Linked DNA regions of Homo sapiens: regions 2, 3, 4, 5, 6 and 7 are each linked to region 1. Evidence: chromatin loops called from intact Hi-C (ENCODE). Cell type or tissue: A673. All regions are shown on one strand.

Region 1 (4,000 bases):
TTTTTCCGGAAGGAAACTTTTCCACTGCTCTCGTTGCTCTTTACATAAAGAGCAAAATTCCTAGCCACGAACTTCAAGTTACTGTGAGACTTGGCCCTGACCCCAGTCGTACACCCTCCAATGCCCACAGACTGAATCTATTTCACCAAATTTACAGAAGTGGTTCTCTGAGCAATACTTCACAGCCATGGAGCTGTCTTAAACATGATGTCATTTCCCTAGTATCATGAAATATTATATAATATTATTTATGTAGCTTGTTCTCTGGGAAATCTGTTCTGAGAAATTGCGTCATCTCCAAAACGTAGTGCCCAACCACCTGGAATATAATTATGATTATTAGCGGCTAAATATTGTGAAGTCTCTGTTCCTAATTGTCCAGAACCATTAGCAATGCCTTAGAATGTGTATATTTCCCTCCCATATTGATGTCCCCGCACTTGAAAATAATCAATCCCTTCTAATTTACAGTTGCTGTGAAATATGAAATGTAATGATATCACTACCAACTGATATCAGTTCTGGAGCACAGTCATATTCTTTTCTGATTTTTCTTTCTTTGTTTCCTGTTCTTCATGTGAATCCTTTTTGCTGTGCTGATTTGGGCTCACTAATTTTTCCTCTGGATTTTCATTTCTCTGCCTTCTTCAAGGGAATCCCTGTGCCTTCTGCTGATTTCATATCTCCAGCCTTACTCTGGCTAACTCACACTCACTCCCCTCCTACCCACTGCCAGCCGAGAAAGGGTGGTGGCTCTTTCTTCATCTGCAGAAGAGGAATCTCATGTGTGTATGGGAGAGGAAAGTTCAATGCCCTGGTATGGGTCATTCATCAAATTGTCTTCTATCCTGCCTTCCAGAGATCTAGGTAAACTAGCTTGGCCATCAATGCCATGGCTCATCAATGTCCAAGACCCAATCTAAAAGATTGGCTAAGAATTTTGGGAGGCTTATGTTCACAGGGCCTTCTCAGTCTCCAGGCTTCTTATACTTCCAGTCTCTGCTTTGCCCTAGGATGCGTGAAACAACACCCCCTTTGAATTTTGCCTGAAGTCCACTGGCTGAAAGCATTGATGAGCATTGTGCACTTTGTGGGGTCATTTCAGGGGAGTTCAGAAGACAGCAATAGAATCAATTTTGCAATGGAATGGCAAGCAATACTATTTTCCTTTGTCGTCCCTCCCCTCACCTAGTCCCAGCCGCCTTTTGCTTTGCTGGCTGTTTTTATCCATCCTCCCTTGGCTCTCATCTCTTCTCTCATCTCTCCTCATCTTCCTGGATCGGTAAGTCCTCCCTTCTGCAGCTTGGCACCAGCAGGCAGAAGGCTGCAGAAGGGAGGGCAAAAGACTTACTGATCCAGCCTTCAGCAGGCATTTTCTTTTGGAAATTGATATGCTAATTCTAATATTATATGGCGATGCCAAAGACCTGGAACAGCCAGAACACTGAAAAAAGAACAACAAATTTGGAGGGCCAACACTCTCTGATTCCAAGAATTATTATAAATCTGGGTGATCTTTAGAAAACTCTGATGCCCAAGCCACACTGCAGAACCATTAAATTTCCATCTGTAAGTGTGGGGCCCAGCAGCAGGAGTTTTTAAAGCTCCCCGGATTATTCCTCTGTGCAGCCCAAATTTAAAGCTGCCCCAAGCCGGCGTATTTCATTAGTCCTCTAGAGGGCGCCCCAAGCTCGCAACTGACCGAGGAATGGCGCTTGCAACTAAATAGATGGTCACCAGACCTTCTGAAGCTGACTTTATCAGACAATCAGATAATGTGGGGAAAGAAGGAAGAATAAAGAATAGAAACAGCCGAGCGCGGTGGCTTATGCCTGTAGTCCAGCAGTTTGGGAGACTGAGGTGAGAGGATCGCTCGAGGTCAGGAATTCAAGACCAGTTTGGGCAACATAGCAAGACCCTGTTTCTACAAAAAAAAAAAAATTATCTGTGCATGGTGGCATGAGCCTGTAGTCTTAACTGCTAGGAAGGCTGAGGTGGGAGGATTGCTTGAGCCCAGGAGGTCGAGGCTGCAGTTAGCTATGATTCTGCCACTGCATTCCAGCCTGGGCCACAGAGTGAGACTCTGTCTCTAAATATATATATATATAAAATATTTGTATAAAATATATTACTATTATTTTAATATTTTATTTAATATTATTTACTATTTATATGTATTATATATATGTATGACTGATGAACACTACCACTGGCAGTATTATTTTTTTAGTTACATTAAGTATTTGTCATGTAGGGGAATTGAAAACAGTTTAACCGCTTTTGATTCTGTATCAATGGCATCCTTGTATGAAAAGAAACACTAATTCTAAATTAATCTTTGTGGCTAATGGGACTTTAGATTTAGCCTGGCCGTTGGAACCTCATCAGTCTTGGCTCTGGTTTAATCTTCTAAGCAAGCACTTCCACGGTCCTACATGTCCCTTTTGTTTCAGCCGTGCTGGTCTAATCACCTTTTTCCAAACTTGAGGTCCTACTGCCCCCCTAGGTTAAGTGGCACCTCCCTAGGCTGACTTCGACATTCCCCAGCCCTGTCACAGCTCTGGTCTGGATGCTGATTAGGAACTTGTTAACATCTTCCTGGCTCATCGATACCCCCTGTAATTTTGAATTGTTTTATGCCTTGACCGATCAACTAGAGTGTATACTTTGTGAGTCCCAGGACCTCATCTTTAATAATCATGAGTAGTACTTGCATATAGATGGTTGATCCATATTTGCTTGATGAAAATATTTGTTCTGGTTTGATGAGCTTAAAGTGAGTTTGAGAAAAGGGTCCAGTTTTACCATTTTCTCCCTAGGTCTTAGCATCCTGCCTGGAACAGAGAAAGCACTTAACACACCATTGTTGACTGAGATGTATGTGTCCATGTTCAGTACCTACTTGCACAGGAATGTGATTTTCCTTGAGCCTATTCCTTTAGGCTGAATCTTGCTCCCCCTCCCTCTCCTCCTCCTGGCCCTCCCACTTCTCATTTGCTTTTGCGTTCAGCTCTCTTAAAGGAACTACTCTGAATACATAGTATTTCCTCCCTTTATGCTGTGGATTGCCTTCCCTCCCTGCTTCTCCCCTCTTATCCTCCCCATCTTTCCCTTGTCTTTCTTATACATGTGTTTTTTGTTTTTTAAATTAATACATTAAATAAGATTGAGGTAGTGAGGAGTTAAGTAATATTTTAGATATTTGCAACAACTCTAATGCATCTGCATATATCTGTGGTTTTATTGGTGACAAAATCATGGGAATGGCCAGTACTGCTGTGGTTTATCAACCTACACTCAAATTGAACAAAATGTTACATTTCAGTAGAGTTTAGTGAAAATAAAAATGTGCTTCTCCCTCATGAATTCTCTTAATTCTGTTCAGAAACCCATGGTGGCAGGAGAGGTTTGTGATTCCGCAGGTTAAGAACCTCTTTTCTACAAAAATATGACAAACACAAGATTTATATTTAATGGTCAAATGAGTTCCTTTTCTTTCCTTGTTCCCTCCCTCCCTTCCTTCCTTCCTTCTTTCCTTCCTCCCTTCCTCTTTCTATTAAAACCATTTAAATTTTCAGAAAAGTTTCTAAGTTGCTATCTTTAAGTGCAAATTTCTATGGGAAACACCAGAGACTGCTCTCAGTAGTTCTCAAACTTAAGTGTGCATCAGAATCACCTTCAGAGCTTGTTAAACTTCAGATAACAGTTCTCCACTCCCAGCGCTTTGATGCAGCAGGAGCCTGAGAATCTGCATGTCTGACACGTTCCGGTAATGCTGATGTTACTGGTGTGGGATGCCTCTTTGAGAACCACTCCCTTTAAACCTTCAAACTCTCTCACACAGAGCCTGACATTCCGATGTTCTGGTGGTTTGAGTTGCAAGTGACCATCTTGGAAGGAGCATTTGCTGTAGTCAGGGTGGAGCAAGAAGCACCACTGGTGTGTGATCAGGAGGCGACAGGACTGTGGGAGACAAGCTTGGGGCAGACCCCGTGGGCAC
Region 2 (4,000 bases), 810 kb after region 1:
TCCTCCAGGATGGCTTCTGTCCACTCCAGCTGCGTCTTCAGCTGTGCAAACACCGCAAACATAACCCGGCAGCCCGGTGAGGAACCCTCCAGGGGCCCAGGGATCCAGCACAGGCACCGCTCTCTAGCTGCTTCTAGCTTCCCCTTTCCCTGCCCCAACGCTCCCCTCGTTGGGGAGAGGGCACCTCAGCCCCTGGTACAGACTTCGGTGTGGCTCAGGAGCAGCTGATGGGGCCTCTGCAACCTCAGGGGCCTTTAACGAGACTCACAGGACAAGAACGATGCCTCCGAGCCCTGGCCCCATGACAACCCCCTTAACAGCCACACCATGGCCACCCCAGGGACAGGCCCTGCCTCTTGGTGAGGACTCTTGGTGGCTATTGCCGGGCTCAAAACTCTGGAGAGCGAATATCCTGCTAGCGATGTCCCAGCCGGGGTTGCAGTGGGAGACAGTCCCCTTCGATGGCTGCAGACCCTGCCCAGAGCTGCTCCTGAGCCCTGTAGGTGCAGACCCCAAATCACGGACTCCCTCTTCGAGTCCCACCTCCCCCCAACTCCTCCAGCCTCTCCACCTGGCCACCTTTCTGTTCCATGCTCTGTGGCTTTCTCCGAACCTGGATGATCCAAATGGGGCAAAGCAGGGTGGGGTGGGGAAGCAGCGGAGGCTGGAGCAGCCAGTGCGGGGTTTAGTCCGAACGGAGGCAGCAGGGCCTGCACTCTTCTGGGATTAGTGATGTGTCTGGGGACCAGCTCACCGCCCTAACCTGAACGGGGTCCTGCTCGGCTGGGGGCGCCTCTGGGGAGGAAGCTGGGGCCCCAGCTATGTCACCATCCTCTACGTGGCTCTTCATTTCACTCAACTGCTGCCTGACCTGGAACAGGAAGGGGTGTGTTTGCAAATGCACAGCCAGTCGCACACCCACCATGCTCACTCCTGCAGGGACCCCCTCGGAGGACCGTAGCTGCTCTCAACAGCCAAAGTCCCTTCAGGGGACCTGGCTTGGTAACTGTGACCTATGTCTGGCCACCCCCGCCGCCAACCTGAGCCAAACCAAGGCCACCAAGCCTCTGGGCTAATGAGACCCAATGTGCTCTGCTCCAAGCCCAACCGGAGGGGAGCCCTCCCTGGGAGTGAGGTGACCCCTGATGGGCATGGCCCACAGAGCAAAGGAATCCGAATGGAACCGGGGGGTGGCCGCCACACTGTCTACACCCCCCGTTTCTCCTTCAAGGATGCAGTCCACTGCTCAGAGCCCTTTCCGGGGTCTAGAAAAGATTATGAGATAACATTCTTGCCTAACAAGGTCCCCCACCCCTACGCTCCATCACTGGGGTTAGGTGGCATATCTGGCTGCACCCAAACCACTGGGCCTGCAATTTGAAGGGCAGGTGTCACTCGAGAGGCTCAGGTAGAGGTTCCAATTGGAGACCCAGGTGGGGCCCTTGGCATAAGCTCCCCAGGGAACATGGGCGGTCTCTGACCCTGCGCTGAGGGGCCACCCCAGGTACGTGGGAACCCCAGACATTCTTCCCTCCCTCTGAACAGCCCCTCCCAATGCAAATAACGAACTGCACAGCTGGAAGACAACAGAAACTCCAGGGGGTTTTCTCTGCACATCCCCGGCCTGGGCCATGCCCCCGGGGCCTGTCACCCAGACTTCGCTCAGCCAAGGCTTCAGTGAGTGGCCCCTAGACACAGGAGGAGACCTGGCCTAGGCAGCACTGCCCTCTGGTGTTCTGGTCCGGGTAAGACCTGAATGACCAAGGGGGACCGAGGGTGTTGGGAGCGTGTGCCGGACTCACTGGCTGCTGCAGGGGGAATGCCAGCCCATTTTTATTTAAAATTTCCCAATTTCTCCCTGTTGACAACTAATTCAAGATTTAAAAAAACACCGCAGATCAAACAGAACATGTCTGCGGCCTCACAGGGTGCTGCTCACAACACCAGCCTTGGGGCGGTACCAGATCCGGTGAGGCTGGGTGGAGCCTGCCAAGGAGCTGGGACTTGGCATCAGACACCTGAGCTGAACACCAGGAGGGACTCAAGAGGCCACCTGCACAGGCAGAGCTCCAGTGGTCTGCCAAGGGGGCTGCTCTCTGCACCCGGCAGCTGGTATGGGGCCGGGCGTGGAGCAGGTCTTCCCTGCATGCCTGTGGCTTTGACTGAATTGATCTGAGCTGTCACTGAGGTGAGAAAACCCACAGAAGGCACGGGACTTGCTGAGAGCCCCAGGGCGATGGGTGGCCAGGCCAGGAGGAACCCCCAGGCTTCCTGGTCTTGTGATGCCAGGGACTGCAATATCCCTGACGCCCCCAGGTGACTACAATGGGCTCACAGGGAATGCAGACGCCCAGAGCTCTCACTACCTTGAACAGGGGACCAGGTAGCCAGGGGACGGGAGATGGAGTGGGAGCACCCTGGTCCCAACAGCCACAGGCCCAGCTCAGAGTTCTGGGCAAATGTGCAGGAAGGCCCCCAGAAGCCGGCCCCATGCTGCTCAACGGGTGACACTGTCCCTTCCCTAGGCTTTATCTTTGAGTGGACACAAACGCATGACTGGCAAATGCATCTCACACACGCAACGCCCCAGGTCACACTCCTGGCATGGGGACATGGAGGCCACCTACCAGGGCAAGCTCATCGCTCTGTTTCTGGGCTTCGCTCTTGGCGGCATCGAGCTGAGATTGAGATTCTAGGAGAAGTTGCCTCAGCTTGGGGAGAAAACAGAGGCGGGTGATGGGAAAAAAGGAGAGAAAAGGAGAAAACCAGTCCCCGTGAGTTAGCGCCGAAACATAAAACCTAACACATCCACTTAACCAAAACCCTGAGGAGGGTCACAGCATCGGGCCGGCACAGGGCTCGCCAGGCTTCCTACAGCTACGATTTCTTTTTTGAGGACTTAGGAAGAATGGTGTTCACTGCGTACCTCTTTCAGGCCTTCACAAATGTTTACTGATTATCTCTGGCAAAAAAGGGCCAAAAGTTGGAGATGATTTTTTTTTTCAGAGATGGTCTCAATCTGTCATCCACGCTGGTCTTGAACTCTTGGGCTCAGGCAATCCTCCTGCATCAGCCTCCTAAGCAGCTGGGAACGGAGGTGCCCACCAGTGTGCCTGGCTTTTTTTTTTTTTTTTGGTAGAGATGCGGTCTTGCTATGTTGCCCAGGCCGGTCTCAAATTTCTGGCCTCGAGCAATCCACCTCAGCCTTTCAAAGTGCTGGGATTACAGGCATGAGCCGCTGTGCCTGGCCCAAAAGTTTGAGATTAAACCAGAATTGGGATACTGGGCTTGTGCTTCTGCTTCTGAAGAGCAGAAAAAGTGTCAGATCTAAATCCACTCCCCACCAGATATGACATCAGCAAGCCAGGCAGAGAATCCCCTTGCGGAGGGATAACCTAGAACGTCAAACGCCTCCCTCGGGGCAGGGCTGCCTGGCTCTGCCCCTGTCCTGGCTGGGAGGCTGCCTTTTTGAAACCTGCCCTGAGAGACACCTCAGGCCTGACAGCCCAACGAGGGGCCTGTGAGGCTTCGGGCAAACGCCTGAGGACTCGGACTTCAAGGCTTATGTCACCGAGAGCTGCTCCCACAGGGCTGAGGAGAAGCAGCTCAGGGAGGACCGCAGATCTGCTGGGCAGGGGCTGCACTCCTTGGGGGGCAGACTCACCCCTGCCACCTCCTTGGCGTAGTTCTGGCACTCGGCGCTGGCGGCCGCCATGTGCTTTTCCAGCTCTGCCTCCAAATGCGACGTGTGCTCCCTCACCTGGACAGATGCACAGACACGCACACGCATGCGCCAGCAGCCTCTGCTCAAAGGGCACTCACCTCAGGGAGCAGGCTGGCCCTGGGATAGGTGAGGCCTCTCGGGAGATCCCTGAGGCCCACCAGCTACCAAGCAAACGAGAAACTAGTCCGCGGCAAGAGAACCCCTTACGGAAAGTGGCAGGCTGCACCCGGGCACTCCTGGGGACTGACATGCTCTTAGATTTACTTGCAAAAGCAG
Region 3 (4,000 bases), 680 kb after region 1:
AAAATCTTAGCCGGGCATGGTGGCATGTGCCTGTAGTATCAGCTACTCAGGAGGCTGAGGTGGGAGGATAGCTTCAGCTCAGGAGGTAGAAGCTGCAGTGAGCCGTGATCACACCACTGCACTCCAACCTAGGTGAAGAGCAAGACACTGTCCCAAAAATAAATAAATATAAACAGAGTCTGTTACTAAAAATAGATATTGGCGGATATAAGGTCCAAGGTTTGATCTTGTGATCCTGAGACACTCCTTTTTAATACTTAGGTTTAAAGATGGATTTCCAAAAGATTAAGTTTAAAAAATGATTTTTAAAAATTCCGATAGAGTTACTACTCTATGTCTTCATTCGTATCACTTATAAGTTAATGCATGGTTTTCATGTGATCAGCGCATTTGCTTGGAGTGATTATATGAAAACCACACAGTGTAAGACCTTCAGGACACATAAGTATTTTATAGTTAACAGAAAGAAGTGCTGAATTAGGGGAAATGGTGATCTCACAGCTAAAGTGTTTAGATGCAAATAGTCTAATTTGGTAGAAATTTCTAAAAAGCAAAATGCAAAGATAAAGGACAGTGGTTGTGGAAGAGAGTTAGGGGATCCTTAAAACTCTGGAATTGTGAAATGCCAGAGACAGAATGTCTCCTAGGCTAATGTAGGTGGTTCAGTTGTGGCCAGCAGGGTGGTTCTTTGTCTCTAAAGAATAAGTCAAGAGAAAGGGTGGGAGGATGGAGGGCACTCAGCACATGGGAGCTTAGAATAAATGAGAGTCAGGGTGACCAAAGCTGGAAGACAGTGTCTGGCAGCATTCAGGGTAGGGAAACATGAAGCCTGACATAAGGGAGAATTCCAGTCTCTGAAGAGCTGAAGTCTATCGAGGGATACAGGCCAATACATTGGCAAAGCCACCCCCAGAGAGAGTGCATTAAAACACCACCACTTGCCAATGGTCCCATTGCATGCTCACCCACAGCCTCCTCATGCCTTATGCAGCTTCCCAAGAACATTAACACCGGTATAAACGATCCAAGCAGCTAGATCTGCAGAAAACAACACCCTCTCTTTGAATTGTAAACTAATCAGCTAGTACTTGAGTTTTTCCATTAGTCTCTTGTGCATTTAGTTGAACCCTTTCCTTGGCTTCAAAAAACCCTGATCAAATTTGGTTTAAGATGTATAAGGGACCTGGAATCAAAGTCTGAGAACCTAGGGTAAATTCTCCAAGCCAAGGTCCTGGCTCCATGTTTCTCTTAGAACTGAGAAGAGACTCACGTTTGTGAACCTGGGAATAGAATGATCTCAGGTGAGGGATGCACTCAGCCTAAAAAGATGAAGATTCTGTGTGGCTAAATGTTTAATGCTCATTCATGCATGATTTGCGGTGGGATGGGATGGGAAGGCAACTAGAAATCTCAGCTCACAGAGTTTCAGGTGCCAGAAGAGCCACATGAGGCTGGTAATTCCTTAGGCCTAACGTCACTGTTACTGATTTCCAACCAGGAGGCTTTGGGCCAACCTGCCCTCCCCATCCCAAGATGGGGTGTGCCAGCTCCCCATCCCAAGATGGGGTGTGCCACCTCACAACACCCTCAAAGATGTCCCTCTGAATCTGAGAGGATATCCCATGAGCTACTCAAACTAGATGGAGGGAAGAAGCTAAAATTTATCTTTTTCTTTTCTGGCACCATGTCCCAGGACCACTGATGGGCCACAGGTGACAGGCAAGCTCCTGGTCACAAGGATGCAAGCATGAGGGTAAAGGGGCAGGTACAGCTGGTGAGGGCATCAGCCCAGTGGAGTCATTGACCAGGAGTGTATCTTCTGATAAAATAAGTTTCAACTCAAAAACTCTGTTTGAATACAACATAAGTCAGTGTGGCTTTTTATGTTGTTTGCTTGCTTTTATCCATGCCTGAGAAAATGGAGTCAGGTATTGTACCAATCAAGATACCAATCATCAATGTGCCAAATGCCATGTGAGTTTTGGGGTGACTTCATTCACCAGCAGTGTCCTAACCACAAATCTATGTTAGAAAAATTTTAGGATAAACTTGATAGTAATGGCTGCTTGAAGATTTTGTTTGTTTGTTTTTCGGGGTTTTTTTTCATTTAGGTTTTGTTTGTTCGTTTGTTTGTTTGTTTTTGAGACAAAGTCTTGTTCTGTTGCCCAGGCTGGAGTGTAGTGGCATGATCTCAGGCTCACTGCAACCTCCGCCTCCCAGGTTCAAGCGACTCTCCTGCCTCGACCTCCCCTGGTATTACAGGCGTGTGTGACCATGCCTGGCTAATTTTTAAAATATTTTTAGTAGAGATGGGGTTTCACCATGTTGGCCAGGCTGGTGTCGAACTCCTGACCTCAGATGATCCACCTGCTTCAGCCTCCCAAAGTGCTGGGACTACAGGAGTAAGCCACCATGCCCGGCCAGATCTTTCTTATAATGTAAGCTTCAAGTCGAGGAGAGAACTAAATGGAATTTCCCAACATGAAGGTGGAAGGAAGAGACAGGTTCCAATGCCAGGTTTAGAAGTGTCTTCTGAGATGTTAACTGAATTTTGCGGCAGACTGTTGGTGCATCCTCTGTATCAGGGAGTCTGCAAACTATAGCCAAACCCAGTACGCGGTCTGCTTTTATAAATACAGTTTTGTTGGAGACAACTGTGCTTGTTTGTTGTTGTATTGTCTATGGCTGATTTCATGCTACCACAAGAGAGCTGAGTAGTTACAGCAGAGGCTGTGTGGCCTACAATCTGGCCCTTTACAGAAAAGGTTTGCCAACCTCTGCCCTATATCTCCTTGGCCCACCTAAAGGTTATCTGTAGGCAGTTTCCATGCATGCCAAAGGCCATTCTATCACTCTGCCCAGCTGCAGAAAAGCCCCAGACCTCGTGTGGAGCAGGCCACAGGTGATAGGGCATCAGTGCCCTAGGGCCACCCTCTCCTGAGGAGAAATGGGATGGAGAGCTGGTAGACGGATAGCTCAGCTTCCTCACCTCCTGCTTGGGACAATTTGAAGATGTTCCACCCGCTCTCTTGAAGGGTCCCCAGTGGGATGGAGCCCCAGCTGCTCACAGTGGTGGCCACCTCATTAATGCCCCCTGCGTGGACACATCCATTCCCCATCTCATGCCTCCTCTTTCTCCAGTCAGGAGACAGAAACCATACCAGTGGTTTTAACAGAGAGAATTTAATACAAAGTACCATACAATTAGTATAATGAATTGTTACCTAGTTAATTCAAAAAGCAAAAGAAAACACAAGAATCACATGGACCAAAAAGTCCAACATTTGTGGGAGTGGGGGGCTCACGCAATGAAGATGCCCTCCTGGCTCGGGCAGGATCCTAAGGCATCCGTGGCACCCCAGCCTGCCTTACCCACCCACAGTGCCCGGAAGTGGAGCACAAGTGCACGTGTTAGGACCTGAAAGATGGGGAGTTAAGACCTGGCAGAGTGAAGCCAGAGGAAGCTCAGGTGGAGGTCTGTAGTGGTCCCAATGTGCAAATCAGTCATCTGACTTGGGTACAGGTGCATGAGGCCAAAAGATTAGAGAAACCACCCAGCAGCTGGTTCATGCCAAGATTTCCCTCAGGACCACTGGCACTCTCTCAAGGAAACCCATGCAGATTTTTTCTTGTAAAACCAACGCTTACAGTCTTTAGGGAGAAGCCCAGCGGGTGGTATGGCGCTGGTTATGGAATACAAGTGCCTAGTGGGCCACTTCTTGTCAGCAGACCTTCAAGAAGCAGCTAGCTACCACCTAAGAGGAGAGGTTGGAATTAATACAACTTGGAAGTCTCAGAGGTGGGAGTGTGCTGGGACCCAGACCAAGGAGGGGCATCAGCAGGCTAGTGCAGGTATCTCTGCAGAGACTGCGATGAGGCTGGTCCTGCAAATGCTGGGAAAATGGAGAACTGGACTCAGCTGCTGCTACAGGAAGGAACTGCCACTGCCAGGGTGAAGAAGCTGTCTCAGTCCATTTGGGCTGCTGTAACAGAATGTCAT
Region 4 (4,000 bases), 1.2 Mb after region 1:
GGCCAAGGCTAGAAGATCGCTTGAGGCCAGGAGCTGGAGACCAGCTTAGGCAACATAGAAAGACTCCCATCTCTAAAAAGTAAAAAGTCGTGTAATCCCAGCACTTTGGGAGGTCGAGGCAGGCGGATCACGAGGTCAGGAGATCGAGACCTTCCTGGCTAGCACAGTGAAACCCTGTCTCTACTAAAAATACAAAAAATTAGCCAGGCGTGGTGGTGGGTGCCTATAGTCCCAGCTACTCGGGAGGCTGAGGCAGGAGAATGGCATGAACCCGGGAGGCGGAGCTTGCAGTGAGCCAAGATCACGCCACTGCACTCCAGTCTGGGCGACAGAGCGAGACTTTGTCTTGGGAAAAAAAAAAAAAAGTCGTTGGGCATGGGGGTCATGCTGATAGTCCTAGCTACTTGGGAGGCTGAGACAAGAGGATCACTTGAGTCCAGGTGTCCAAGGCTGCAGAGAGCTATGATCACACCACTACACTCCAGCCTGGGTGAGACCTTGTCTCTAAAACAAACAACAACAACAACAAAAAATAGACCAGGCCAGCGCGGTGTCTCATGCCTGTAATCCCAGCACTTTGGGAGACTGAGACGGGTGGATCTTCTGAGGTCAGGAGATCGAGACCAGCCTGGCCAACATGGTGAAACCCCGTCTCTACTAAAAATATAAAAATTAGTCGGGCGTGGTGGTGGGCACCTGTAATTCCAGCCATTTGGGAGGCTGAGGCACGAGAATTGCTTGAACCCAGGAGACAGAGGTTGCAGTGAGCCAAGACCATGCCACTCCACTCCAGCCTGGGCAACAGAGCGAGCAAGACTCAGTCTTCTAAAAAAAAAAAAAAAAAAAAAAGCATTACAGATAAAAGCTGTTGCCTTGTTTTCTTAATCCCATTTCCCTCTCCCCTGAGACAAATGCCGTCATAAATTTGATGTGGGTTTTTTTGTATAGTTTTACTGTGTGTACTGGTTTCCATGTATAATATAGTTTTGCTTTCTGTGTTTTTAGATTTACTTGCTTTATCTCAACTTTGTTTTTGAGATGTCTCCAGGTTCACCAATTCTAGATCTTTCATAACTGCTTTTAACTCCTCTGCAGTTCTCCCTCCTGTTTTATTGTCATGCTAATGGACTGTTCGGTTAACAGTGTTTTGCTACTCCAGACGATGCAGCAGTGAACACCTTTGCACGTGTTTTCTGGTACACACAATACACATGCAATATAGTGGAAAGTGCAGTATGGATTGTGACTCTGCCACTTACTAGCTCTGTGACCTTGGACTAGTTACTTGACCTTTTTTTTTTTTTTTTTTTGAGAGGGAGTCTCACTCTGTCGCCCAGGCTGGAGTGCAGTGGCACGATCTCGGCTCACTGCAAGCTCGGCCTCCAGCGTTCACGCCATTCTCGTGCCTCAGCCTCCTGAGTAGCTGGGACTATAGGCACCCGCCACCACGCCCGGCTAATTTTTTTTGTATTTTTAGTAGAGACGGGGTTTCACCTTGTTAGCCAGGATGGTCTCGATCTCCTGACCTCGTGATCCACCCACCTCGGCCTCCCAAAGTGCTGGGATTACAGGCGTGGGCCACCGCACCCGGCCTGTTACTTGACCTTTTTGTGCTTGATTTCCTCATCTGTAATTTGGGGGAAAATAATAGTATCTGCTTCTTGAAATTGTGAGGATTGAATGAGCGAAGCATTCAGAAAAGTGCCTGACACATGGTGGGAACAAAATGTTAGCCATCCTCCTATCAAATGATCAGACCTGGATGTGTCTCTGCTGGGTCAAAGCTTGAACATTACCACCAAATTCCTCTCCAAAACAGTGACATCGACTTAATGTCCCACCAGTGGTGTCTGAAATTTCCTGATTTCTCGCATATTCTCTAACACAAGAGTTGTGAGCCCCTCTTCTGACGGTATGAAAACCATTTTTTTTTTGGAACAGCATTAACGCGTGAATAAAATCTGCTTTAAAACGCGACTGTCATCTAGTGGTGAGAGAAGTACACTGCAATTATGGGGCAGAAGCCAAAAATGGGCGGACCTACATCTATCTCCGGGTAATTTGGGCATTTTAGTCACCAACACAGGTCTGTTTTGAATAAAATCAACTACATGAGTGTTCTTCCTTTACCTCTGTATTTTCAGGCAGCTTGTACTTCTCACTTTTTCTACTACAATAATATAGAAGCCTGGCTACACAGCCCAGTGAGGCCCCTTGCTACCAAATGCATCTGGGTCACCGGTTCGGAAAAGTGGAGTGAGATAAAGTAGAAATGAGGCTATTTACCAAACTGGTAGGAAACTGCAGCTCCAACCAGGGCGGGCTTCCCACAGGCAGCACTGATTTTCCAGCAGGAGAGATGGCAATTCCCACGTTGGTGCAGGTCATACAGGCACTGCAGGGGACTCAGCTCAGTCGGCTCACCAGAGCCCCAGTTAATGCGTCCCAATCAGCCTCAGCCATTCTCTGCGAGGACTTCTAAAAGGATTGAAAAGTGTATGAAAGTGTTAGATATTAATCATCAGAGACATAGATATAGTTTTAAAGATCTGTTAGATAACAAATATTATCTAACAGGTTAGGTAACATGCTACAATTTTGTGATGAACAAAAATGTTCATTAAAGGTAATAGTGTAAAAAAGCAATGTTGCTGAAATGTAACCTAATGTGTCTTTAAGTAATAGTATCACTAAACTAATGGCATATTAAAAGTTTTTTAAAAAAAGAAGCCGTGTGCGGTGGCTTGTGCATGTAATCCCGACATTTTCGGAGGCTGAGGCTGGCAGATTGCTTGAGCCCAGGAGTTCAAGACCAGCTTGGGCAACATGGCAAAATCCTGTCTCTACAAAAAATACAAAAATTAGCCAGGCATGGTGGTGCACACCTGTAGTCAGGCCCAGCTACTCAGGAGGCTGAGGTGGGAAGACCACTTGTGCCTGGGAGGCAGAGGCTACAGTGAGCCAAGATCACACCACTTCACTCCAGCCTGGGGGACAGAGGGAGACCCTGTCTCAAAAAAAAAAAAAAGTTAAAAAAGAAAACAAATTCTAAAGAACAGCAAGCTAAGGTCAACTGTGATTAGAAGCATTCATTTAGGCAAGTCTAGACTGTCCTACTGCACCAGTCTCACTCATTTCTAAGCTGTTGTTTGTGCTGACACCTTTGCATAAAATAACTTCCCTTCCTCCCTTTGTTCAGCCATATCTTGCCTGAGAGCTTGGGCCTGAACCGCAATCCCACTGATGATCTGCTCAAGTCTTACCTGCTCCACAGGAAACAAAATGGTATAGGGCAGGAAGCAGGAGCCTCAGAATTGGGCAGAGGTGGGTTCAAATCCTGCTGTGCAATGCTAAGTCACTTCAGCTCTCCATGCCTTTTTCCTCACTAGTAATTTGGGGAAGAGTATTAACCTCAGTGTTCCTGGAAAGATTAACATAGGAAATGTGTGACAAATGCTGAACGTGGAATAGGCACTGGGCAAAGATCAACTACTTCCTCCGTGGAACCGACTCTACCCTTCACTGAACTCTTGTGGTGCCTTTGTTTTTACCACCCACTTTGATTCTTGTTCATATTCTACCTTTTTCTGTTACTTCACTATTTCAGATGTACATGTAACAAACACAGTGAAACCCCGTCTCTACTAAAAATACAAAAAATTAGCCGGGAGTGGTGGCACATCCTGTAGTCCCAGCTACTCAGGAGGCTGAGGCAGGAGAATCGCTTGAACCCTGGAGGGGGAGGTTGCAGGGAGCAGAGATTGCACCACTGCATTCCAGCCAGGGCGGCAGAACGAGACTCCGTCTCAAAACAAAAACAAACAAACAAACAAAAAGACAAAAAAAACTACTTATTTTATATCTATTTCTTAAGTAAAATGAAAAACAAAAAGAAAAAAACTCTCAAATCTGAACCCAAAACATCTTTTTATTTATTTATTTTTTTGAGACAGGGTCTCATTCTGTCGCCAAGGCTGGAGTGCAGTGGCACAATCTTGGC
Region 5 (4,000 bases), 1.1 Mb after region 1:
TCACTGGGAATATTTTTCATCAGAATTTATTCTCCCAAACTAAGAAAGGGACCTCATGTCCCCGCTCATCTGATGCACTGAGAACACAGCATCATTTTCCCAGTATTCTTGCCAAGAATACACAACCTGAGGCTTATCATGAGGAAACATCAGGCAGACCCAAACTGAAGGACATTCTACAAGAAAACTGCGTGGACTCTTCAAAAATGTCAAGGTCAGGAAAGACAAAGAAAGCCCAAGGAACTGTCGCCGATTGGAGGAGATTAGAGACAGGGCAACCAACTGCAGCACGTGATCTGGGATATTGTGTTGCTATAAAGGACATTACTGGGACAGTTGGTGACATCTAAATCTGAATACGGTCTGTAGATTAGCTAATTGTATTGAATCAGTGTTCGTTTCCTGACTTAGTCACTGCACTGTGGCTGTGTAGCAGAATGTCCTTTACTTTTTAGGAATTATACACTGAAGCTTTGGGAGATAGAGGGCATCACATCTGCAATTTACTCTCTTATGATTCAGAAAAATATATATATTTGTACACACAGACAGAGAAAACAGTAAGGCAAATGTGGCAAAAATGTTAATATTTGGGGAATCTTGATGAAGAGTTTAAAAAAAAATCCTTTTGTTCTGTTCTTAGAATTTTTCTGTAAGTCCCTTTGCTTCTGACCTCTGGGTTAATGCAGTTGACACAACAGCCTGACTCCTAGGCTGACTGCTGACTAATTCTTTGCTTGATGCTCTTGACCTTGGACTGTGTCCTCCCCCGATTTAGCCCCTGTAGAGACAGTGAGCAGGAAGACTAGTTTGGTGAATAATAAATCCGCTGTCACTGCCACCATCACCACCAACAGGGGCAGAGGGACTTTTGCTGAGCACTCACTATGTAAGTCAATGCTCCCATACCCTGAGTGATGTACACAGTACTTCACTCAGTCCTCACAGTAGTCTTCTGAGGTTGCCATTACAATCCCCAATCTACAGATAAAGAAACTGAGGCTCAGAGAGATGAACTCACTTACCTAACGTCACAGCAGCTATTAAGTGGCAAGGCCAGAATTGACCCACAAATCTCTAGAACCCCACAGTCTTACACTAATCTGCCCTGACACTGGTAAGGAGACTGACTGGCTGTACTCTGTTCTGATATTTTCTCTCCTGATTCTCCTTTGCTGAAATAATAGAAACAAAAATAATTGTACCAGCCATAAAAAAATGAAATCCTGTCATTTTCAACAACATGGATGAACTTGGAGGACATCATATTAAGTGAAATAAGCCAGACACAGAGAGACAAATACTGCATGATCTCACTCATATGTGGAATCTAAAAAAAAAAAAAAAAAAAATTGATCTCATAGAAGAAGAGTCAGAGAGTCCAACAGTGGTTACCAGAGCCTGGGAAGGGCAGGGGAGAGGGGAGGATGGGGAGAGGTCGGTCAACAGGTACAAATTACAATTAGATGGGAGGCATAAATTCTGGGGTTCTGTTACACAGTAGGGTGGCTATGGTTAACAGTAAGATATTGTATATTACAAAATAGCTAGAGGAGAGGCTTTTGAATGTTCTCACCACAAGGGAATGATAAATGCCTAAGGTGATTGACATGCTAACTACCCTAATTTGACCATTATACAATATATGTATTAAAATATCAAACTGCACCCCATACCTATGTACAATGATAATGTGTCAATTAAACTAATTAATTTTAAAAAATTATTATAAAGCTATGCTGCTCCATAGAGTGACCACATGTAGCTGTTTAAATTTAATAAGGCTGGGCATGATGGCTCATGCCTGTTATCCCAGCACTTTGGCAAATCAAAGCAGAGAATTGCCTGAGGCCATGTGTTCAAGACCAATCTGGGCAACACAGTGAGATCCATCCCTAGAAAAAATAATTTTAAAATGAGCTGGGTGTGGTGATGCTTGCCTATAGTCCTAGCTTGACTGGGAGTTTGAGGCTGCAGTGAGCTATGGCATGCCACTGCACTCCAGCCTGGGCAACCAAGCTGAGCTCTGTCTCTAAAAATTAATCAGTTAATTAATTAATTAATTAGAATTAAGTAAAATCTGAAATTCAGTTCCTCAGTCTCACTAGCCACATTTCAACTGCTGATTAGCTCCATGTGGCTTGTGGCTACAATTATTGGACAGAGCAGATTGTAAAACATTTCTAACACGGCAAAAAGTTCTATTGGACAATGCCGTTCCAAAAACTTTTACATGTGTTCATGAAGATACAAAAAATGAAAAATAAACAAAAAAAAATTTACATACCCTTCACTGACCAAGATAATTTTTTATTCAAAGTTAACTTATTTTTAAGATAAAACTTCAAACACAAAATTGACTTCAACACTGTTCTCACTTGTCACACAGAAACCAACTTTTCAGCCGCGGCAGCATCAGGTGTTAGGGAGAGACACCTCCTGGCAGCACATGGAATTACAACCTAGCACAATCAGACACTGGAACCAGCCAGGGACTGGGTTTCAGCAGCCATCGGTGGAATACCAGGAGATTCCCAAGAGTGGGAGAAAAATCCCATACCAAGAAACAATCATGGATAAGGCACCAGGAAGACATACTAGGTTACAAAAGCCCATCCAAGGCCAGGCGCAGTGGCTCACGCCTGTAATCCTAGCACTTTTGGAGGCCAAGGCGAGCAGATCACTTGAGGTCAGGAGTTCGAGACAAAAGCCCATCCACCACCAGACATAAATCTCCTGTGTCACATCCCTCAAGCCATGCATGGCTGCACAGAGATACATAATAATAAGTGTCGGTCATTTGAATAAATAAATGATTGATTGATTAATTCTGATTATTTCAGAACTCTACCATTAAGCATTTTATTGTCTTCTTTAACATTCTTTTTCAGTTGGACACATATTATGAAGGGAATGTAGAGCTGGGATTTACTGCTTCAAACAACTTAGCTGACACAGAAGTGTTCGATGATCAAGGAACGTCTGGACTTTAGCAAAATCATCAAGAACAAGAAAACATCAAGATGAGTTTCTGGTAAAGCATAAAAAGAAGTTCCTGGCTAGGCACGGTGGCTCACGCCTGTAATCTCAGAACTTTGAGAGACCAAGGAGGACAGATCACTTGAGTCCAGGAGTTTGAGACCAGCCTGACCAACATGGTGAAACCCCGTCTCTACTAAAAATACAAAAAGTAGCCAGGCATGGTGGTGTACATCTGTGATCTCAGCTACTCAAGAGGCTGAGGCACGAGAATCGCTTGAACCTGGGATGCAGAGGTTGCAGTGAGCTGAGATCATCCCACTGCACTCCAGCCTGGGCAACAGAGTGAGACTCTGTCACAAAAAAAAGAAAGAAAGAAAGATGTTCCCATTTTTTTTTCCTTTGGCCCAAGATGGTGGAAATGAAAGATGGCTTACTGGATTGGGAAATGGATTGGACCCTAAATCATTCTTTATCCACTCGTTCCACAGATACTGATTGGGCCTCTTGGTAGCCAGGCGGCGGGATGATGAGTAGTGCTGGAGGCCACTTAGCTGAGTTGTGCACACAAAATAACACAATGCACAAAAGGTTTATCTTCAGGAACTCATCCCGGGTAGAACAAGTGCTCAGCAGAGATCTGGGCTGGTGAAGGCAGCTTGCGGTCCCTGACTCTTCTGAGAACCTGGGGATCCAGGTTCAGGGAGACCAACGCTATTGGATACAAATCTTGAATTTAAAGAAATTGGGATGTAAATAATGATGCAATCCCCGAGGCTCATGGAGTACCCCAGTGACAGGAGAGGTTTTCCATGGGATTCAAGCAGGCTAATCAGCAAGACAATCTGGGCTGTCTCAGTGAGCCGTGGCCTGAGGCTACTTGTGGGCCACCTGTCCAGAATTGGAGGGGTCCCAGGGTCTGATGTAGCTTCAGAGAGATGGAATAGTAAAGAGGATCATGCATTGCAAAGTCCACAACAGCCCCCCAAAACAAGGACAGTCCCCTTATTTGATGAACTTT
Region 6 (4,000 bases), 420 kb after region 1:
CTAATGTTTTAATAAAAACCTTCAGCAACGCCCACATTTTTACGTGACAATTTTTTAAAGGGCTATGAGGGAGCCAACTATGTCAGCAAACAGACATGCTCTGAAGACAGGGTGGTCCATGGCATTCAAAGTGTATTCATTTCTACCGATGGTGCTTTTCTTGCATAGGTTCTGACTTGTGTAGATTTGGACTTCAAGCTAAAATAAAAAGAGAGGAATATGTGTATACATGAGAATGTGTGTGTAACGTGTCGATGGTATAAATAGTCTCTTCCTCTCTCTCTGAATTGCATGCACTTAAGCCCCTAAGAAAAGATCTCTTACCTCTTATCTAAGTAAAGCAGAATTTTGAGCTTTGAAGCTAAATGATACAATGAGATCAGTGTAAATACTCTTTAACACAACAATATTTGAGTAGCTTTGAAACAGTCGTCCTCATTTCGTTACATACAGAACGTTCGTGCTTCCTCCCTCTCAGGCAAGAAGCGGAGTCCGTCGTCAGCAGTTAGCAGAGTCCAGTGCGAGTGCACGTTTCTTAACCGGATAACTTAGTTGCCCCTGCCCCCCGTCGCTGCGCCCGAATTCGCCTCCAGTAGAAGACGTTCAGCGGGCGACTTGGCCCGGCGCCTGGGATCGGTGGCTATGCGTTCCCCAACTAGCACCCTCGCTGTCCTTGTGCAGTGGAACGTCCCCAGGTCTGAGAATGCACCTCCCGCCGTGTCCACCCCGGCCGCGTCTCTCCTGAAGGCAGATCTTGGAGGTGCAGCCAGGACTCCTAGAGGAGCCTCCTCCAGTCACCATCGCGGGTGGGGCGAGCCGGGTCTCCTGCTGGGCTTCCCAGCCGCTTCGCTCCGGACCTGCCTGGAGCCTACAAAAAACAAGGGCTCGTCCTTGCACTCTCGCCCCCCATGGATCACCCCTAGAAGGTGCTTTCCCCAACCCTCCTGGTGCCAAGGAGAGCAAACCTCCCCGGGGATTTGCCCAAAGTGGTGGGAGGAGGGTTAATATTTGCTTTGTTATTCGGATAAGGGGAGGCAAGTATGCCTTGGGTGTGTGTGTGTGTGTTTGAGAGAGAGAGAAAGAGAGAGAGAGAGAGAGAGAGGTGTTTTTGCAGCGGGAAACAAGCAGGAAGAGGCACAGAGGCCGGCGCCCCTGCTCCCCTCGGGGCCTCTGAGAGCGGCACACACCGTAATTCCCTTCCCAGAGCCTACAGATTCCCACAAACAATGACATCACTCCGCCGCCGCTGGCCTGATTACAGCTGGGGGGATTTTCCTGGGCGCGCGGCGGGCCAGGCTGAGATGGGGGAGCTCTCCGGTGCTGAAAGGGGCGGGGGCGCGGGCTCGCTGCGCTGCGCTGCGCTGCGCTGCGCCCCCAGAAGGCGGAGGCGGCCGGGCCGGGCCGGGCCGGGGGTGGGCGGGGGCGGGCCCGGGGCGGCCCAGGGCGGGGCCCGCCGCTTCCCCCGCCCTCATTGGCCGCTGGCGGACTCACGTCACCCGAGCTGGTGCTCTCCCCCAGCCCCTAGGGAATTGGAGCTGAGGAGGAGCTGAAAATGCAGATTTAGCATCAAGCACAGACCTACACTCGCTCTTTCTCTCCGGTACACACAGCTCCCCACATTCGCACCCCTGCCCGCGCGCCGGGCCGCCTGACTGCACGGCTTCCCCTCCAGCCAGATGCTGGAGAACACACACTGATTCGCTGCTTTCCAAGACCCTGTTCAGTCTCTTTCTCTATACAAAGATTTTTTTAAAAACTATATATAAGAATTCTTTATTTGCACCCTCCCTCCGAGTCCCCTGCTCCGCCAGCCTGCGCGCCTCCTAGCACCACTTTTCACTCCCAAAGAAGGATGAAGGGTGGTTGTGTCTCCCAGTGGAAGGCGGCCGCCGGGTTCCTCTTCTGTGTCATGGTTTTTGCATCTGCTGAGCGACCGGTCTTCACGAATCATTTTCTTGTGGAGTTGCATAAAGGGGGAGAGGACAAAGCTCGCCAAGTTGCAGCAGAACACGGCTTTGGAGTCCGAAAGGTAAGCTCTCCCATGCATTTCGCATGTTGTTTCAAAACGGGGGGACGGGGGGGCAGCCCTGCGCAATCTCATTGCAGATTTGCAAGTTTTCTCTCTTTCTCATGCGATGCAGATATTCTGCCATGGGCTCTTTAACACGATATTGCCTCCGGTGATCTTTCACCGGTTATGTAATTAAAATGTCCTTCATCTGTACTAGTAAGGTCATCAAAATAATTTACTGCTCTTTGACTTGATGGCGAAAATAGGATAACACCTTTCACAGGATGCCATGCTCCGGGGATGCTGTCCGAGGTACCAAGTTCTCGAGGCTGCCTGGGGATGGAGGGATGAAGCCCTGAACAGCTAAGCCTGGCGTTGGCTACTTGGCCAGGGAAGTCTCCCCCACCCCCATCCCCCGGAGAAAGAATAGTTTCCTACAGACGAGGCTGGACGTTTGGACACTGCAATTCACCTCGGTGTTTCTCCCACCCCGCGCCGGGAGGACTTCCCTCCCAGGGACTTCGGTCCCTGCTCCTCTCCGGGAACAACGGCTTCCTGACTCTAGATTTGGAAAGAAACTGGTCTCTAAAATCGGGGCGGAACTTCTGCGCCCTCACCCCCGCCCACGACCGCCCACCCCTGGAGCGCACTTCTGGTTGGCTCCCTAGTTCTCAACTCCCGGCTACAGGAGCTGGAGAGGTGGATTTTGAGGGGGATTCCCTACGGAGAAGTCGAGGTGTCCTCTCCTGATGCGTGGGCGGCCAGCCTGGCTTTCCCACTAGAGCGTGGGGATCCCCATTCCAAGAAGTTGCCAGAGTTCGACAGTTTGAGCAGATAGGTGAGCCTCCCAGCTTTGGACACCTTGGATCTCCTTTGGAGACTCCAGGGTACTCATCCTGGGAGGACAGAGAGAAGGGCGCTGGGTGGGGGCTGTGGCTGACCTGCGTGTCTCTCCTGCAAAAGATGTATCAGGGTTCTCCAGTGTCCTTAGGGGACCTGGCGCAGGCTGGGGTGGAGTGTGGGTGCAGAGAGAAGGTGGGGCGAGGGGAACCCAAAGGACAGAGATGTGGCTACCAGAGGGCTGGGTGGAGGTCCCTGAGATTTTAGGCTCCATCTCGCTCCTGATCCCAGGAAGAGAGAGGAGTGAGATGAGCGGTGGGTGCTTTTGGTTATTGGTTTTGCCTTGAAGGGCCGCGCAGACCGAAGCTCTTATTAGTCTCTTCTGTCCTGACTTCCCAAGCCTCCCGCCTCTCTCCCAGCCACCGCCAGGGCTCCTCCAGGTGTGGGGGCCTCTCCCTCCTCCTAAGGGCGTAGGCAGTACCGGAATTTCGACCCCAGAAGGGTCTGGCGACGAGTTTGACAGAGGTCTGGGAAGAGGCTCTGGGTCCGCCGGTGGCGCGCGGGCGGGTCTTGCGGAAAGGAACTTGTTGCTCTGGAAAGCGTGGGTGGAGCAGGGGAAAGAAGGCGCCGGCGGAGGGAGCACCCCGCTGTGGTTTTGGCCCGTGGCCTGCCGGCTGTTTTGAGAGACACCAACACAATAAAGAAGCCGACCTTCCTTCTTCACTCCCCCCCACCCCAAACTTGGCAAGACCCAGGACCCAAACGCCATTATAAAATATAATAGTGATTATTATTAGTTATACGGAAGCTTACGTGCTGGAGTCCTTACATAGATTTTTACTTAATCTTCTCAACATCTCTGAGGAGGCTACTATCATTATTGAGCCTATGGCCCCGTTGAGGAAATTGGTTCAGAAAAGGGTGCGAGATAAAAACAGGCAAGGGCTTCAATCCAGATCTTTCAGAAGTGAACCCATGCTCTTTACTCCTTAGTACCCACCCAAGCAAGCTAGGTGCTTTCAGGGGATGTGGGGCATTGAGATAAGTTGAAAAGGGATTTTAATTCTTGAGTGTGATCTTGCTGCAGAAACCTGTGGCTCCCTCCCCCTCCCCCACACCTTTTCATGGGTGCGGGGGAGTGGGAGGGAG
Region 7 (4,000 bases), 630 kb after region 1:
CATAAATAAGCTAATGACTTTTCCCAAACTGGCCATACCCATACAGTGATCAGGAAACAAAATGTAACCAGCACCCCAAACATGTCCCCTTCCAGTTACTACTCTGACACCCAAGAATAATCATGATCTTGTTTTTTAACAGCAAAAAAAAAATGGTTATTGCCAGTTTTTGAAATTTATATAAATAGAATTGTCAGTCACTACTCTTCTGTGTCAGTGTCAATAACATTTTAATGAGTCTCAAATATAGACTATAGAATACAAGGTGGTGTGTATAAATTATTTGTAAACATACTCAGAGCTCTTCAAAATGTTTTGCACAATGGAACTCATCTTTAAAAAGAGAAATTCTGCCTAGAACCTTTTTCTTACATTTCATTGGGTAGGATATTTAAGAATTTCCTATTGATGGAGCCTTTAGAAATAAGAGTGGCAAGTCACTGGAAATTTAGAACCCAATATCCCTCCCCTCTCAGAAAAAAAAAGAGAGAGAGACACAGACAGAGACAGAGACTGAGAGATTCATAAGCTTTCAACGAGATGTCTGAGAATGGAGTGGCACCAGTCTTTTTCCAAGTTTTGCATCAAATTGATTCTTAATTTATTCAGGCTGAGTCACCCAACCTTGTTTTTCTTTTTTCTTTTCTTTTTTGTTTACAACTGTCCTGATATTTTCTTTTCCTGGCAATTTAATGGAACCATAAACCTACTTTCTGCTGACACTCCATTTCCATGGAACTAAATAAAGCAAAGGTAACCTATACAAACCCACTATTAACCTCTTTTCAACACTGTTTGCTAAGAGGCTTGCCTGAACTGGGTGCTGAATGTCACAAAAGAATACATCTGGAGGTTTCTAAAATGTAAATAGAGGAGGCTTAGCCCCTGGGTTTCAGCTCTCTTTACTTTGTGCACATCCAAAATGCTGGCATTAAAATGTCAGGAGCCATTATGAGCTCAGGGGAAAGAATATCACTCGGTTAATATTTTATAAGCCAGGCTCAGACCTGGGATGGAATCTAAGGGAGGCGGGTTCTCTACTCACAGGACAGAACTGGAAGCAACTGAAAAATTCAAACCTGAATTTCTTGTTCACACACCCAAGGTAACTGGTTTTTGGAACAAAGTAAAATGACCACCTGCAAAAGTTAAAAGAGTTAGGGGGAGCTCACAGCTTTCTGGAGGTTCCTGGGAGCTTCTTTTTCCATCTCCTTCTTTTCCTTTTTTCCTCTTCTCTTATTATTTGCACTCTGAAAACACCTGAGCATTGAGTGCTCATCAAATGTATCTAATTCTCCTGCTGTCTTAGTTTGCTCTGCCTAAAAGCAAAACCTGAGACAAGGATTCCGGGCAAGCAGTTAATGTGGGAGGTGGTCCCCGGAAGCCAGAGTGAGGGAGTTGGGGAAGAAGACAGGAAAGGAATGGAGGCCAACGAAGTGAGTCTCATGGACAACAGGGGCCCCGTCCTGCAGGTAATTCTCTGAGGAAGTGTGGAGAACACCCCTCAGAATTGACCCCGCTAATGTGAGGAGGCTGCGGCATTAATCTGCCAGTTCCCATCTTTCATTGTTCGGGGGTGCCGTCGGGCCTGTCCAGCCTGCCCAGCTCGCTTGAACTGAGTGGAGCTCCTTGAGCAGAGGACACCCCCAGGCAAAAAGCCAGGGAGCAGGCCAGAGGACCCGGTGGGTGCAGCAGCCTCTGCCTCGCCTGCTGAATGCAGCCTGACACCTCAAAGACGCGACTGGGCTTCTGTGAAGCCCAATGACAGCTAGGGCATCACAGCAACGTTTTGAGGTTCCAGAAACCAAGAACAGACATCCAAAGATTTTGAGCAAGGGAGGCTCCTTTCTTTCTTTTCCCACTCCCTTAGCCCCAGCTTGGCTCCCCTGTGACCACGTACGCTGGTTCTAACTACAAGGGCTGCGAGGCTCCAGTCCCATGCCTGTGCCTTAGGGAACCCAGTGTCCTCTGGCTCCCTGGGGCGTCAGCATGAATTCTTGAGGAAGCACTGGGGAATTACTCATGGATTACAAAAACAGCAGAGTTTATCTTACAAATTTAAGGAAAACATTTTATTCATCCTGGCTGGCAATTCCAAAAGTTGGCTGGTTTTTAATTATTTGCTAAAAATGAGCCAAACCCTCCAGAGAATCTTTCCATTCGGGAGCTTTCTGGGCTAAGGAGGTCTAAAGCGCCACCTGGTGGCCAACTCGGATCGTTGCTGGTCTCAAAGTCGAGGTGTTCGTTCGTTACAGGTTAGGGGGGCGCCCCTGTGATGTCTGAGGTCCTTCCCCAGCACCCCTCCACGCTGTCTCCAGAAAAAGCCCAAAGTTAAAATGTGGTTGAATCTTAACCCAGGGATTCAAAAAAGAAGAGTGGAGATTGTAAATTGAGTCCTCTGAACAGAAGAGAGCATTGAGCATCTCTGCATCTACCTGAGTTCCTCTTCTGTTCATAAATTTTTCTCATTTTTCCATCAAGGCTCCTGTCTTTTTCTTGTTGATTTGTAGGCATTCTTGGTGTGTCCCAAAGGTTAGCCCCTAACCCATTTTAATCAATGCAAAGATCTTCTCCTTCATTTCTCTTCGCGTCCGTCTTCATTTCAAACTCCGTGACATGTAGACCCGCACATACGGGATGTCCCAAAAGTCATCCTGCAGTCTTCAAGCTTTAATAACCCCAGGAACATTATTTGAAAGTTTATTTACATTTCCATTTTCACTGATTTAATTGTATAAATTTTGAAGAAAAATATTACTTTTTTTATTTTGAAAATGCCTTTATTCAAGTAACTGTCTTTTTTAAAAAGGACCCCATTCTTTCCTTCTTTCTTTTTTCATTTTAATTTTTAAGTAAACAACATCTTCAATCAAAAAGATTGAGTCAAAAATTAAAATTAAGTGTGTTATTCAAAATCCACAAAACCAAGCAAATGTACCACAAACAATGACCTTCCAAATGATGGTTTTTGCAAATTTGTCAAATGTATATTTCTGAAAATATTAAAGCTCGAGACCACATCAAGGAGTCGTAACACTGTCTCCTGCCTTCAGGCCTTTTGTGTGGTCCATAGTTACTGTGGGCACCTTCCTGTTGCAGGGGATGGAAGCTGGCGGACAGGTCCCCTGCCCCATATAGCTCACAGTCTAGGAGGAGAAAAAGACAGGGAGCAAATAAAAAAAAATCAGATAACAACTCATGAAAGAGGACAGAGAGTAACCAGGGCTCAGGGACAAGAGGCGCCTGAGGGTGGGGCTCTACAGTTCCTCACTGTTCTGGATTTCTGCAGAGACTCTCAGAGCAGCCCTAAGAGGGGGCCAGGCCAGGTGGGTTTGGTCCTATTCACCTTCCTTTTTAAACCAAAGCACACAGATTTACACACCGGGCTTCGGGATGAGATCACCTTTGATTGAAGATTTTGAAAAATATTTAAAAACCACACTGTTGACCATTGTGAAAATGCCGTGAAATTTCTCTACCAGCTATGAAGTGCTTTCACATATTATTATCACTATTATTATTGGCCAATGAATCTCATAACACTGCAGATAAACATATTTTATCTGAGCTTTTCAATAAACAAGTAAAAATCACTGTAAGTACAATGACTAACATGAGTTTTCAGAACCTAAAACCTGGATGAGCATGAATTTCCTCCTTATCATCCAGAGCTAATATTCATGAGCACAAAAAGTGGCATTGATGAGCACCGAAGTTTGTGGGCAGATGTAGTATTTACTGGAGGCAGGGACAGGCACACCTTGTGCAACAGGAGCAGAGGCAGAGAGGGTGCAGCTCAAATCCCCTGGACATGCAGCCCCCGGGGCACCAGGGCTAGCCACAGTGCATGCTGCACAGGCAGACAGAGAAGGCTCTAAATGAATGGAAGAGACCCACAGAGTCACCTCTACTCATTAATGTGCTGTGCAGGCCTGCCTGGGGTCAGATAGAAACACTTGATGTGTGCCTGTGTCTGTTCTTGCCCATCAAATACACATAT

The links. A loop is a pair of places that touch in the nucleus more often than their neighbours do. Peaks named below come from ENCODE experiments on the same cell type or tissue, not always from the same donor. Only the 100,000 strongest peaks of a DNase experiment are listed, where the experiment ranks them.
Region 2: a loop joins it to region 1, with 11 times the contacts of the local background. A loop is called at or near these places in 6 of 110 quality-filtered maps.
Region 3: it touches region 1 in a loop (5-fold over the local background); 2 of 110 quality-filtered maps call a loop at or near these places.
Region 4: a loop joins it to region 1, with 7 times the contacts of the local background. A loop is called at or near these places in 5 of 110 quality-filtered maps.
Region 5: it touches region 1 in a loop (7-fold over the local background); 5 of 110 quality-filtered maps call a loop at or near these places.
Region 6: it touches region 1 in a loop (8-fold over the local background); 4 of 110 quality-filtered maps call a loop at or near these places.
Region 7: it touches region 1 in a loop (8-fold over the local background); 100 of 110 quality-filtered maps call a loop at or near these places.

What each region holds. Positions count from the first base shown.
Region 1 is chr20:16,802,460-16,806,459 of GRCh38, forward strand. No RefSeq gene overlaps it. Among named protein-coding and RNA genes, the nearest start is that of OTOR, 56 kb to the left of the region's middle. In A673, a CTCF peak has its summit at 1,675 (motif pointing right); DNase peaks (open chromatin) are centred at 1,702 and 3,002; H3K27ac peaks cover 1,187 bases.
Region 2 is chr20:17,615,969-17,619,968 of GRCh38, forward strand. It overlaps RRBP1 (ribosome binding protein 1), which reads right to left. Exons shown (of 25, transcript NM_001365613.2): 19 at 3,665-3,760; 20 at 2,628-2,711; 21 at 764-871; 22 at 1-41. Among named protein-coding and RNA genes, the nearest start is that of DSTN, 48 kb to the left of the region's middle. In A673, CTCF peaks have their summits at 1,729 (motif pointing left) and 1,935; a DNase peak (open chromatin) is centred at 1,713.
Region 3 is chr20:17,485,709-17,489,708 of GRCh38, forward strand. No RefSeq gene overlaps it. Among named protein-coding and RNA genes, the nearest start is that of BFSP1, 44 kb to the right of the region's middle. In A673, no CTCF peak of the experiment used is centred here; no DNase peak of the experiment used is centred here.
Region 4 is chr20:17,994,275-17,998,274 of GRCh38, forward strand. No RefSeq gene overlaps it. Among named protein-coding and RNA genes, the nearest start is that of MGME1, 27 kb to the left of the region's middle. RefSeq lists an enhancer at 1,857-1,926. In A673, a CTCF peak has its summit at 1,997 (motif pointing left); a DNase peak (open chromatin) is centred at 1,977.
Region 5 is chr20:17,896,261-17,900,260 of GRCh38, forward strand. No RefSeq gene overlaps it. Among named protein-coding and RNA genes, the nearest start is that of SNORD17, 65 kb to the right of the region's middle. In A673, a CTCF peak has its summit at 2,433 (motif pointing left); a DNase peak (open chromatin) is centred at 2,421.
Region 6 is chr20:17,225,454-17,229,453 of GRCh38, forward strand. It overlaps PCSK2 (proprotein convertase subtilisin/kexin type 2), which reads left to right and starts at 1,587. Exons shown (of 12, transcript NM_002594.5): 1 at 1,587-2,029. The coding sequence starts at 1,853. In A673, CTCF peaks have their summits at 3,412 and 3,614; DNase peaks (open chromatin) are centred at 1,518, 2,358, 2,648, 3,468 and 1 weaker place; H3K4me3 peaks cover 3,791 bases; H3K27ac peaks cover 3,367 bases.
Region 7 is chr20:17,429,739-17,433,738 of GRCh38, forward strand. The region is part of intron 7 of PCSK2 (proprotein convertase subtilisin/kexin type 2); the gene reads left to right. Among named protein-coding and RNA genes, the nearest start is that of BFSP1, 100 kb to the right of the region's middle. RefSeq lists an enhancer at 1,180-1,686. In A673, CTCF peaks have their summits at 2,211 (motif pointing left) and 2,428; a DNase peak (open chromatin) is centred at 2,173; H3K27ac peaks cover 1,015 bases.